Linked DNA regions of Homo sapiens: region 2 is linked to region 1. Evidence: chromatin contacts called from ENCODE Hi-C data. All regions are on one chromosome and are shown on one strand. The core of a region is the stretch at or near the end of the contact, and the rest is flanking DNA. Distances in the headings are between cores, read along the strand shown. Region 1 holds the start of OR56A1 (olfactory receptor family 56 subfamily A member 1). Region 2 holds the start of HPX (hemopexin).

Region 1 (5,353 bases), core at 2,124-4,623:
TGGAGGAAGCAGGCAGGGAAGCTGATCGACCTAAGATCATACCAGAAGATGGCCAGGACCTTGGGGATGACGGTGAGGCAGAGCACGATGTCCAGCAGGGAGAGGAGGCTGAGCAGGTAGTACAGGGGCTGGTGCAGAGAGGCCTCCAGCTGGATGGTGATCAGGAGGGTGGTGTTAGCTCCCATGGCCAGGAGGAAGAGAAGGCTGAGGGGCAGGGAGAGCCAGTGCTGCCAACTCTGGAAGTTGGGGAAGCAGATGAGGAGGAATTCAGAGACTGGGACAGTGGAGCTGTTGCTGGGTGACGCCATAGGCTGAATCATGAGCTGAGTAGGCTTCTGATGACTATGTTTATGGGCAGATACAAGAGGTTATTTTTACAAATTGCTTTGAAAAGTATCCCTTTCACTTACTCTTTAGGAAGCCAATGATAGGTAGTTCACTTTTGCCAAGTAAGGCAAATTTCAGCCAATATTCTAAAGGTAGAATTGTGAGACTTGATAAATAATGGTGTGGTCTATGAAGAAAAATGAATGAATGAAAAACCTATGAAGTTTAAAAAAAAAAAGGGTAGTGACAGGCAGTAACCTCACTATATGTTAAAACATATTACAAACACGCAACAAATTAGGCCAGTATGTTACCAGTGTAAGAAAAGCAATGGTAGATGATAAGTTTTTTAATAAATCATTTTGGAGAAAAATAGCTTTAATTAGGTCTTTGCTTTCTACTATACACCAATATAATTTGAGATGGATATTTTTGTTACATCTCTTACCCAAACTCATGGTATACTAGAAGAAAATAGAATATAAATTTGATTAAGTCATCCCTTTGCTAAAACTTCAATCTATATGAATATAACTATTCATTTCCCACAACCTGAGCCTGAACATCCTAGTGCTCCTGGAATAAAACTGAAAAAAAAAAAAGGAAAGAAGAGGCTAGTTTTACTATAAATTTGTGATCATTAACCTTAAATGTGCCTTCAATAAATATTGCACCCTACAAATCTTCCCTAATCAACTTTCTCCTCTAGAAAAAATTATTTCCCAAATGTCTTCATTTTTTTCAAACCTGAAACTCTACTTCTTTCAGAAGGTGACATCAAATACCACGTCATGGAGAAAGTAGAAAGTAATCAGTAAAATTTTCCTCAACTTTTCAAAATAAAATCTACAAATCTAAAATCATAGTGAGATACATATTACCCTAGTCAGAATGGCTATTATCAAAAATACAAAAAATAACAGATATTTGCAAGGATGCCAACATGTATAAGGGAACTTTTATATGCAATTGGTGGGAATGTAAATTAGTACAGCCTCAAAGGAAAACAGTATGGAAATTCCTGAAAGAGATAAAAATAGAACTACCCTTACATCCAAAAGTCCTACTACTAGGTATCTACCTAAAAGAAAAGAAAACGATATATCAAAAAGATAATTGTACTGGTATGTTTATCACAGCACTATACACAATAGCAAAGATATGGAATCAACCCAAGAGTTCAACAACAGATGATAGGATAAAGAAAATATGGCATACACACAATGGAATACTACTCAGCTATTAAGAAGAATGAAATCATGTCTTTTGCAGCAACGTAGATAGAACTGGAGGCCATTATCTTAAATGAAACAAGCCAGACACAAAAAGACAAATATTGCATGTTCTCACTCATAAGTATGTGTTCAAAATGTGTACATATAGATGTAGAGAGTGAAATGATTGACAATGGAGACTCAGAAGGGTGAGGCGGGTGAGAGGGGGTGGATAATGAGAAATTACTTAATGAGAATAATGTACATCATTCAGGTGATGGATACCCTAAAAGCCCTGACTTAACTACTATACAATCTATGCATGGAACAAAATTGCACTTTGATCCTATAAATTTATATAAAATTTTGTAAGACTTATAAATAATGTGTATATACTCTCATCCTTTTCTTGTTTCCTTTCATTAAAATAAATAATCTGTCCATCTTCAAGAATTGATCCCATCTCTCCCAGCTTTGAATTCTGGCTCTTTCTCTAACTCTCCCCTTCCCTTCATGCACAAACCTCTCACAAGCATTTACACTCACTGTCTCCATTCCCTCACCTTACATCCATTCCACAACTCACTTCAATTTGGCTTCCATCTCCATTAGTTCCACAAAATAGCTCTCAGAAATCACCTACAGCTTCCCTATTGTTAAATCTTGTTGAAACAGTTGATCAAATCCTCTTCCTTGAAACACTCTCTTTGGCCTAATTCATATATCACAGACTTCTAGTTTACCTTGTACCTCCTGGTCACTCCCTCTCATTTTCTCGAACACATCCATCATCCACTACCTTGACGTCAGTTTAAAGCTTCAGTCCTACATTTTCTTCGCTTTTCTTCTTTCCTCTCTGATATTCTGTTTTCCCTTCTTCCACTTCTTTTATCTTGTCTATGTCATTAGACAATTACCATCTCTATTACTAAATTACTGAATTATGTTTCTTACTTAGACCTCTCCAGAAGCCTACTTTATGTATCAACCTGGGTTTCCCAAAGATATTCAAAGCTCACCAAGTCCAAAATTTAAAAACCTGGTCTTTTGCCAGCATCTCAGTGACTGGTGTAAATATTTGTCAGTTTTAGAAGCCAGCGCCCAGAAAATGTCTTGAACATTTATTCTACCCATTGAAAATGATACGAAGTACATGATGAAACCACTAAGACATGTCATTTTCCCTTTTAATTAGCCCTGGAATCCATCCACTTCTCCATATCCACTCTCACCATCCAAGTACTATTACCTCGAGTAAAAAGTAAATATTGCCTCCTAATGCAGTCTAGGTTTCTTTATAAACCATTCTCTACATTGAAATCAAGGAAATGTTTTTAAATATAAATATTACCAGTCATCTGATTAAAATATTTCAGTGGCTTCTCATTGCTAATATTATAAAAAGGAAATTTTTTACTTGAACTTCATGAGACCATAAGTTCATGAGGGAAGAAACCATGTGTGGTTTTTCTTTTATCATCACTATATAAACAGGGTATAGATAGATTGCTAGGTACACATAGTTAACTGACTACATTATGAAAGGAAGGAAGGAAGGAAAAGGAAGGAGGAAGGGAGGGAGGGGAGGAAGGAAAGCAGGCAATGCCATATATTATCTACCTCCTTCCTCATTTTCCAGTTCCATCTAACACCCCATCTCCCTTGCTCCCTGAGCTTCAGCCACACCGTCCTTTCAGATCTTCGAACGTTACATGAGCTTTCTGATCCCACTTCTCTTGGAAGGCTGTGCATCTTATGCTTCTACACAACACTTACTTTCTCCTCATCCTTTACATCTCAATTCAAATACTCTCTTCTCTGAGAGGTTTGTTCTAACCCCCTTTACACAAGATCAAGTCCTCCTATTTTATGTTTCTGTAGTACTTTGAACCATCCTCATCATCTGTAGTTATACATTTATATGATAAGTTGCTTACATACTCCTTCTTCCAATGCCCAATTAGACATTTCATGCCATGAAAATAACATCAATTAGCCCAGTGCTTGACATGAAATGGCTAAAAATATTTGTAGAGTGAGTTAATTAGACATATGAGCAGAATAATAGGAAGGCACAAAGGAAAATTTCTGAACTCAACCCTAGAGGAAAAGAGAAGCTTTCCTAAAGCTGCTAACAACTTAGCTGAGTTTTATTTCAATAGATGTGGAGGATTTACATGCATTAAATCTGTGTAGTGTATTGAAGATATAAAAAATGGATTATGTGAAAGCATGGAGATGAGTCTGAGAATAACTTTGGAAGGAAATTCTATGCAATATTTAATCTGACTGGAGCCAAAAGGATGAGGAGTTGAAAGAAAGAGCCAAAAATGGAGTTGATAAAAGAAAAAGCCAGATCTTAAGTACATTTTCTATGCTGAAGATTTTAGAACTAGTCATATGGATGAAAAGAAATGGAAAAAAATATTTCCATTAGAAGAGAGACATGACCAGATTTAGGGTACGTACAGAAAGATCACTCTGGACACATTATTATGCATGAACTTGGGTAAGGCAAGAGAGCAGAAATAGAAAGAATGGCGGCCGCAATAGCCAAGGTGAGAAGTGACGTGCAACTGAACAAAGGCTGAGGCACTGAGGATGGGAAGAAGGTGAATCTTCCAGAAGTCATATAGACAGAACTTATTGACAGATTTGTTTTAAAGGAGAAAATAGGTGAGAAGCCCAGAGTGACCCCCGGTTTACTAGCTTGAGTAAATAAGTTGCATCACCAAGATGTAAAATACAGCTAAATGAGTAAGATTAGTGTGTACTGGGATATGTCAAGAACGAGGTGTTTATAATCGCCACACATAGATTTGTTTTCGGCTGTTTCAAACTGAAGAGTTTGAGAAAATTAGAAGGATCGTAGTTTAGGACATAAATTCAGAAAGCATTAGAACATAGCCTGTAGAGTTGGAATAGCACAAGGCTAAGATTGGAACCCTAGAAAATAGTAACATTGAAGGGGTGGAAAAAGAAAAGGGAGACATAAATGGAAGGGCTAGAAAGGTATAAAGAAAATCTTAAGAATAAGATGCCCCAGAAAAAACCAAGGGGAAAATTTCAAGAAGGGTTTTACTAACTTGTTAGTCAAGTAGAAGTTCAATAACATAAGGACAGTGAATATTCATTAAATATTATAATAAGGGTGTGTCATTGGTAACCTGGCCAAGAGAGATTCATTTGACTGGTAGCAACAGAAACCAGAATGAAGGGAGCTGGAGAACTAGTAAGTGAGGAAGTGTAGATGGGGAAAGTTGACTGTGTAGCTAAAGTCCATTTCAAACTTATAATAGAAGAAAAAGCAAGGCGGAAATGAAAGATACTGTGGTATGTTTATATGTTCAGGGAAAGAGTAAATATTCAGAAGGAAAGTAAGATAATTGAGGTAGCTACTTCACTGAGGAAGCCACTTCTACTATTAATAAATTTTATCTGTAAACCTTAGCATGTTGTTTTTGTACCTCTCTATCTCCCTCCACTCTGCTGTGAAATAGAGGGCAGATAAAGGGTACTTTTCCATTTGTACATACTACATTCTCTAACACCCCATAGATTCTTAATAAAAGCCCACTGAAAAATATTTTGGCATTACTGGCCCTGGTGTTTAACATAGATAGAAAATTTTAAGGAGGAAGAATGAGAAAGGAGAATTAACCACAGTTTCAGTGGGCTGAGGGGCAGTTCTGATCAGTGTTGTAAAGGGTAGCCACAGGGGGGTTGTCTGGTGGACTAGAGGGAAGCGGGGCATGGCACAGAATACATGATGGAACTCAGGGATCTATTTATGCCACTGCTCACAGGTGCCC
Region 2 (5,353 bases), core at 1,928-4,427, 410 kb after region 1:
CAGCAGCAAAACACACAGGATCAGCTCAGCAAAGGCAGTGGGGAGAGTCTGGGAAAACTTCCCAGGGAAGATGATACTTAAAGTGAAATCTGAAGTAGGAATTAAAAGGCACACAAGGAGAGATGGAACCCCAGAGAGAGGAAAGATTCCAAAGCATGGAGCAAACTGAGTGTACAGAGAATAGCATAGGGTTTCTGGAGCTTAGTGTTAAGGTAAAAGTATAATAAAAGTCAAAGCTGAAGGGCCAATAGGGATTTGGCCATGGAGAGACTTGTATGTAAGACTAAAGAGGGTAGATTTGTCCTAAGGGTCATGGGGAACAATGAGGGACTATTCACACAGAATTACACACAGTTGCCTTCACCAGAATGACTTCCTCTCCTTCCCTCACGTGACCTCTAGACCATACGTGGCTTCTCTATTTCCCTTCCTTAAAAAGCCACATAGTGGCTCCACCACCACCATCACTACCACTATCACCATCACTACTGGCATCACTACCAACCCACCACTACTCCAGGTTCTTGGATTCCAGCCTGGACTGACCTTGGAAGAAGAGGACGCCTTCAGCTTGACATTCTCCACGGTGACATTCCACAGCTGCATCCAGTGGGGATGGGATTCCAGGAAATTCATCTTGGAGCAACTTTGGGTATCCTTTCTCCTTCTTTTCAGGAGGGTATACCCAGACTTTGTCCCCCTGCATTCAAAAGTACTCTCTTTTTGACTGTGCATCCCCAGATACTGCCACTCTGCATTTACACACATTTTTTATCTACTGTGCTTATACGATATCCTCCTGTGGCCCTACACATTCTCAGTCCATCTGTGGACAACAATGTGCTGTCCTTTTGCACATTACACACTCTCAGTTTGTGCAAATCCAGTCACTATTACTATAACACACATGCCTCTAGCTCTGTACCCAGACACTCCTGTGGCACATTTATCTGCAACACTATCAGTGTTGACAAACATATCCACAACTGTTCATCCTGCAATCACCCATACGTTATTTCTTCATTCATTTCTTCATTTATTTATTCATTCATTCATTCATCCAAGAAACAGTCACTGAATAACTACTATATGCCAGGCATTGTGAGAGGCACTGAGGATAACAAGACTCTGTCTTTCACTTCAGGAAGTTCACTGTACAAAAGCAGAAAGGACTCCTGCAATCCTAGCCATGCAACTACCAAGGTGTAGTGTAAAGAGTGCACTGAGAATATAGACAGAGTGCCTAAGTCTGCCTAGAGAAGTTGTGGAAGGTTTCACACCAAAGAGGAAGCATTGGGCCCAAGAGCTGAAAAATCAGCAGGAATTTTCCAGGTTGACAAGTGAGGAAAGGGTGTTACCAGCAGAGGGAGCAGCATGCAGAGCCCAAACATGAGGAAGCAGTGTGCTCCAACCTCATGTAGATTCGTATGGCTGGCACACAGTGAATGTGGCAGGGGAGGAGATAAACCTGAGAAGATAACCAAGGCCCAGATCATGAGACCCTGTGTGCACTTGGTTTGTAGTAATCAGGCACATTTTGGGGTCATTTACTGAAACAGGAAACACAGGAGGAAAGGTTGGTTTGTAAAGAAGATGCAAAGCTTAGTTTGGGGGATGCTGAATTTTAGGTGCCTGTAGAACATACAATTGGAAAGAGATGTCTGGAGCTCAGAAAGTAGATCTAGATCCAGTGTCCACAGCATAGATATTCCTCAGAGCCAAGGTGATGGTTGAGATCACTGAGGGAAGGTATATGGAAAGGCTAGGATGGATCCCCAAGGAACATTAGGGAACTGGTTGAGATAGAATGAGACATTTGAGAAGAGAGAGAAAAGAGGCAGGAGGGAAAACAAAGCCGACAGTCAGGACTTCCCCAACCACACAGCACCTTTGGCAAGGTAGGAAAAGGCACCCCTTCCTCTGAGCAGACACAGCCTGGGTCACATGGGACTTGGTGAGCACAGCAGACTGGATTTCATGCTCCACATGCTCTTCTAGCCAGGTGCCATTGTGTTGGGAACAACTTGCCTTGCCCTATGAAGAGGACTTGATACAGGGTCATGGAAGGCAAGGGAAGCAATTGCCAGAGAAAAAAAGGATGGCCAGCAGTGTGAGGTACAGCAGAGCGGTGTAGAACTAAGACTAGGACTGAAGAACAGCCACTGGATGGTGCACCTGCCAGGCCCACACGCATGCACACTCCCTTAGCCCAAGCTTTTACAGGAAAGGAGGGCACATGGGAAAGAAATCTGCTACCTATTGCTATGGGCTCCATGCCAAGGCCATTTGGGGGAAGGGTCCCCAGTGTCGATTCCAGCCCTTTCCAGCCTGGCCCTGATTTTGGCCCAGCAGTACCTTGATCAGAAAGACACTGTTGTGACCTTGACGGAATGCAGCATCCACAGGGCTGGGGAAATTCTTCCATCTCTCTGAGATTAACTCCCGGTCCCATTTGTGACTCTTCCACACAAACTCCCCTGAAAAAACCCACACTCACTGAGGGGCCCAGTGAGAAACCTTTGACCTACTGAGATAGCTTGAGAGAAGCTGTCAGTGATACCATCAGATAATTCCTAAGACCTCCCACAGACAGGGACACCCTTTGTGAAGGAGAGTAAGTCTAAGGTCCTAAACGCCCTAACCTCAGTCCCTCCTACCTTTAAAAAACAGCATGGTTCCATTGTCATCCAGGGTGGTAGCATCAAAGCTCCAGCCATCTGAGCAGCGTTCTGGGGTGGAGGTAGGGAGATGGCAAAGTAAAAAAAAAAAAAAAAAAAAAAAAAAAAAAAAAAAACCAGAAGGTGATAAAATGCAGAGACACAACCAGACAGATAAGACAGACTTAGGGAGTCAGGGCCTCACCAGTCACGTCTGGGTCTGGCTTGGTCTCGCCTTCAGCAACATTCCCATGGGCACTAGTCCTAGGGAGAACAAAATAGATATCTTGATCCATTGGGACCGATCCCTTTCCCATAGCCCCTGACCCCAAATTTGACCGAGGCCTAAAAACTGGCCCTACCTTACCCTAGCCCAGAACTCAATCCTTCGCTTCTAGTCCCAGCTTTACTCACGGAGGAAGAGGGGTGGCAATGGCCAGAGACCAGCATAGGCTCCACAACCCCAGTGCAACGGGTGCTCCCAGTACCCTAGCCATGCTGAGCTGCAGAGGCCACAGGACAGCTCTGGGTGACCAGTTGAACTCCCTATATAGAGTTGGCAGCAGCACCACCCCCACCTCCAACTCTACTGGGAATGTGCTGTCTCCCAGGACTAAGCCAATATTGGCTGATTACATCACTGCAAATAAGGTCAGGGTCTGGACAGAAATCTGAATCCAAGACTCCTTTTTCCCGGCAGCTGCCCCCCAACCCCCTTCAGCAATTTTCAAGCAGTAACTGGGCTACACTGCTGACGTCCAGCTGTGACTCTCACACTGGCAATGGGTCCAGGCATCCATAAGTCAGGGAAGTGAGTAGACTGAGGATCACCTTTTGTGATTGAGTTTATCTCCACAATGGGGGAGGTGAGAAAAGGAGGGAACTAATATTGCTGTGTACTGTGTCAAGCCCTGCTCTAAGGCAGCTAGAGACAGCAATACTTACTACTTTTAGTAACCACACACACAGATAAACTTACTTAGAAATACTCAGAGAACAGCTTTTTCCAAGCTTCATCAGGGGCCTTTCTGGGGCATGCCCAAGCCTCTTCAGCTTTACCCTTGGGCTAGTGAGTCTGGGGACAATAATGTCTCACTGTTGTCAAATGTCCAAGCCCCATGCCCAGCCTCTCGCCTTCCCTGACTGGCAAAGGGCTTTGCAAAAAGTGCCTGGAAGTGAAGGGTTGACAGTAATGAGGCAGAAACAGGAGGTGTCTCTCTTCCAGAGAGCACCACCACTACTAGTAATTAGTCTTTCTTGGTAGTTTCCACCTTGGGGGAAAAAGCTTTATTTAACCAACCCAGAACAAATAGAACTGTAACTGGAATTTCACAATATTTCTAGCTGACTCCTGCTTAAATGCTACCTTCTCAATGAAGCCTTTCTTGACCACCTTATCTAGCCATTTCAGACCCTTGCTTGTTTTATTTTACTTACTAAAACTTGAAATTCTTTCATCTGTCTACTTATCTGGTGATGGTTGTTGTTGCTTTGCTTTGTTTTGCCTGTCTTGTTTACCATTATATATCCCTGACTCCTAAAATAGTGCCTGGCATATAAGAGTTGTTCCAGAAATATTTGTTGAATGAAAAAAATGCAAAAATGCATTTCAAGTACTGAGTAGTGTTGCTAGTGTTGCAGCCAAATTTCTGACAATTTCCCCCCCTCTAGGGTAGGAGAATATTAGGAATTGGGGGTAGGTTATGGTAGTAGGCATAATGAGATCTAGGAGTCACAGACGCCCTTTATCTGACAGTCCTGTTTCTCTCTCCAGTGTCTCGGCCCCACATCCATCTCTTCCTGGGATCTCACCTGCTATCCTCAGTACTTCCTGGGCCCACTCCCAAAGCTGCCCCATTTCTGTGTGAGATTTGCCTAGTGAGTCAGAAAAGAATTATGGGCAGACTCAGCTATGGGCCAGGATGAAGTTCCAGGACCCCTGCTCCCTAGCCAAGGCTGAAAGGGCCCTGATCCCTCACAGATGGCTCCAGACCCCTGACAGTCCCATATATAATCTTACCAAAAGTCTCAGATCCCTTTTCTACTCTGCGAAGTTTCCTTCCAACAGGAAAACACACATTCCGGAACCTCTGGAACAACATGTCACCAGGCCTCTGCCATCAGGCTCAATGTCCTCTCCTGACTTACGAATGAAAATGTGCTGTGAACATCATTCCCTCCTCATAGGTCAGTGGGCAAGGCTGGACTCTCTGAGTCCTTGGCAGCCTGGGCAATGCCATCGCTGCTACAGCCAATGTCTCATACTCACCTTCTCCCCATTGCAGGGCATGTCTTCTTTCTGGGTGTTGGGCAATGGGAGCCACTATTCTAAGACTCCCCCTCACCTTTTCTTTCCCTCTCAGCCTCTGAAACCTTATATTCTCCCTCCTGAGCACCCCATGATCCTCCATCAGGAATTTCCTCAACAACTTGTCTTCAGCTGTCAGAACCCTGTCTGAATCCTACAGATTTTGCTGGGCCTGCCTGGGGAGAGGGAAGCTTTCACCCCAAGAAACAAACACCCCACAGAAAACCCATAGTGAGAGTCTTCAATAGTCCTATTAGCAGGGCCTTGCACTGACTTGCCAGTCCAAGGGTGCAGTCTCCTTCTGGCCTAACAGGGCTGTCTGAGGGCATACAGCACATATACTGGATGATCATTTTTCAGCTTGACCCCTTCCCCACACACCTGGTGT

The links. A loop is a pair of places that touch in the nucleus more often than their neighbours do. Pooled maps may share reads with other maps.
Region 2: a loop to region 1 is called in a map of prostate gland, with 5 times the contacts of the local background. The contact joins the promoter of HPX here to the promoter of OR56A1 in region 1. A Hi-C loop is called at or near these places in 2 of 168 maps with a recorded cell type or tissue (ovary and prostate gland), 1 of 37 single-sample maps with no recorded cell type and 18 of 50 pooled maps.

What each region holds. Positions count from the first base shown.
Region 1 is chr11:6,027,385-6,032,737 of GRCh38, forward strand. It overlaps OR56A1 (olfactory receptor family 56 subfamily A member 1), which reads right to left and starts at 3,374. Exons shown (of 2, transcript NM_001388488.1): 1 at 3,318-3,374; 2 at 1-342. The coding sequence starts at 308. All of the region lies in intron 1 of LOC107984303 (a long non-coding RNA gene), which reads left to right.
Region 2 is chr11:6,437,810-6,443,162 of GRCh38, forward strand. HPX (hemopexin) reads right to left here and starts at 3,178. Exons shown (of 10, transcript NM_000613.3): 1 at 3,072-3,178; 2 at 2,863-2,921; 3 at 2,658-2,729; 4 at 2,356-2,477; 5 at 547-700. The coding sequence starts at 3,154.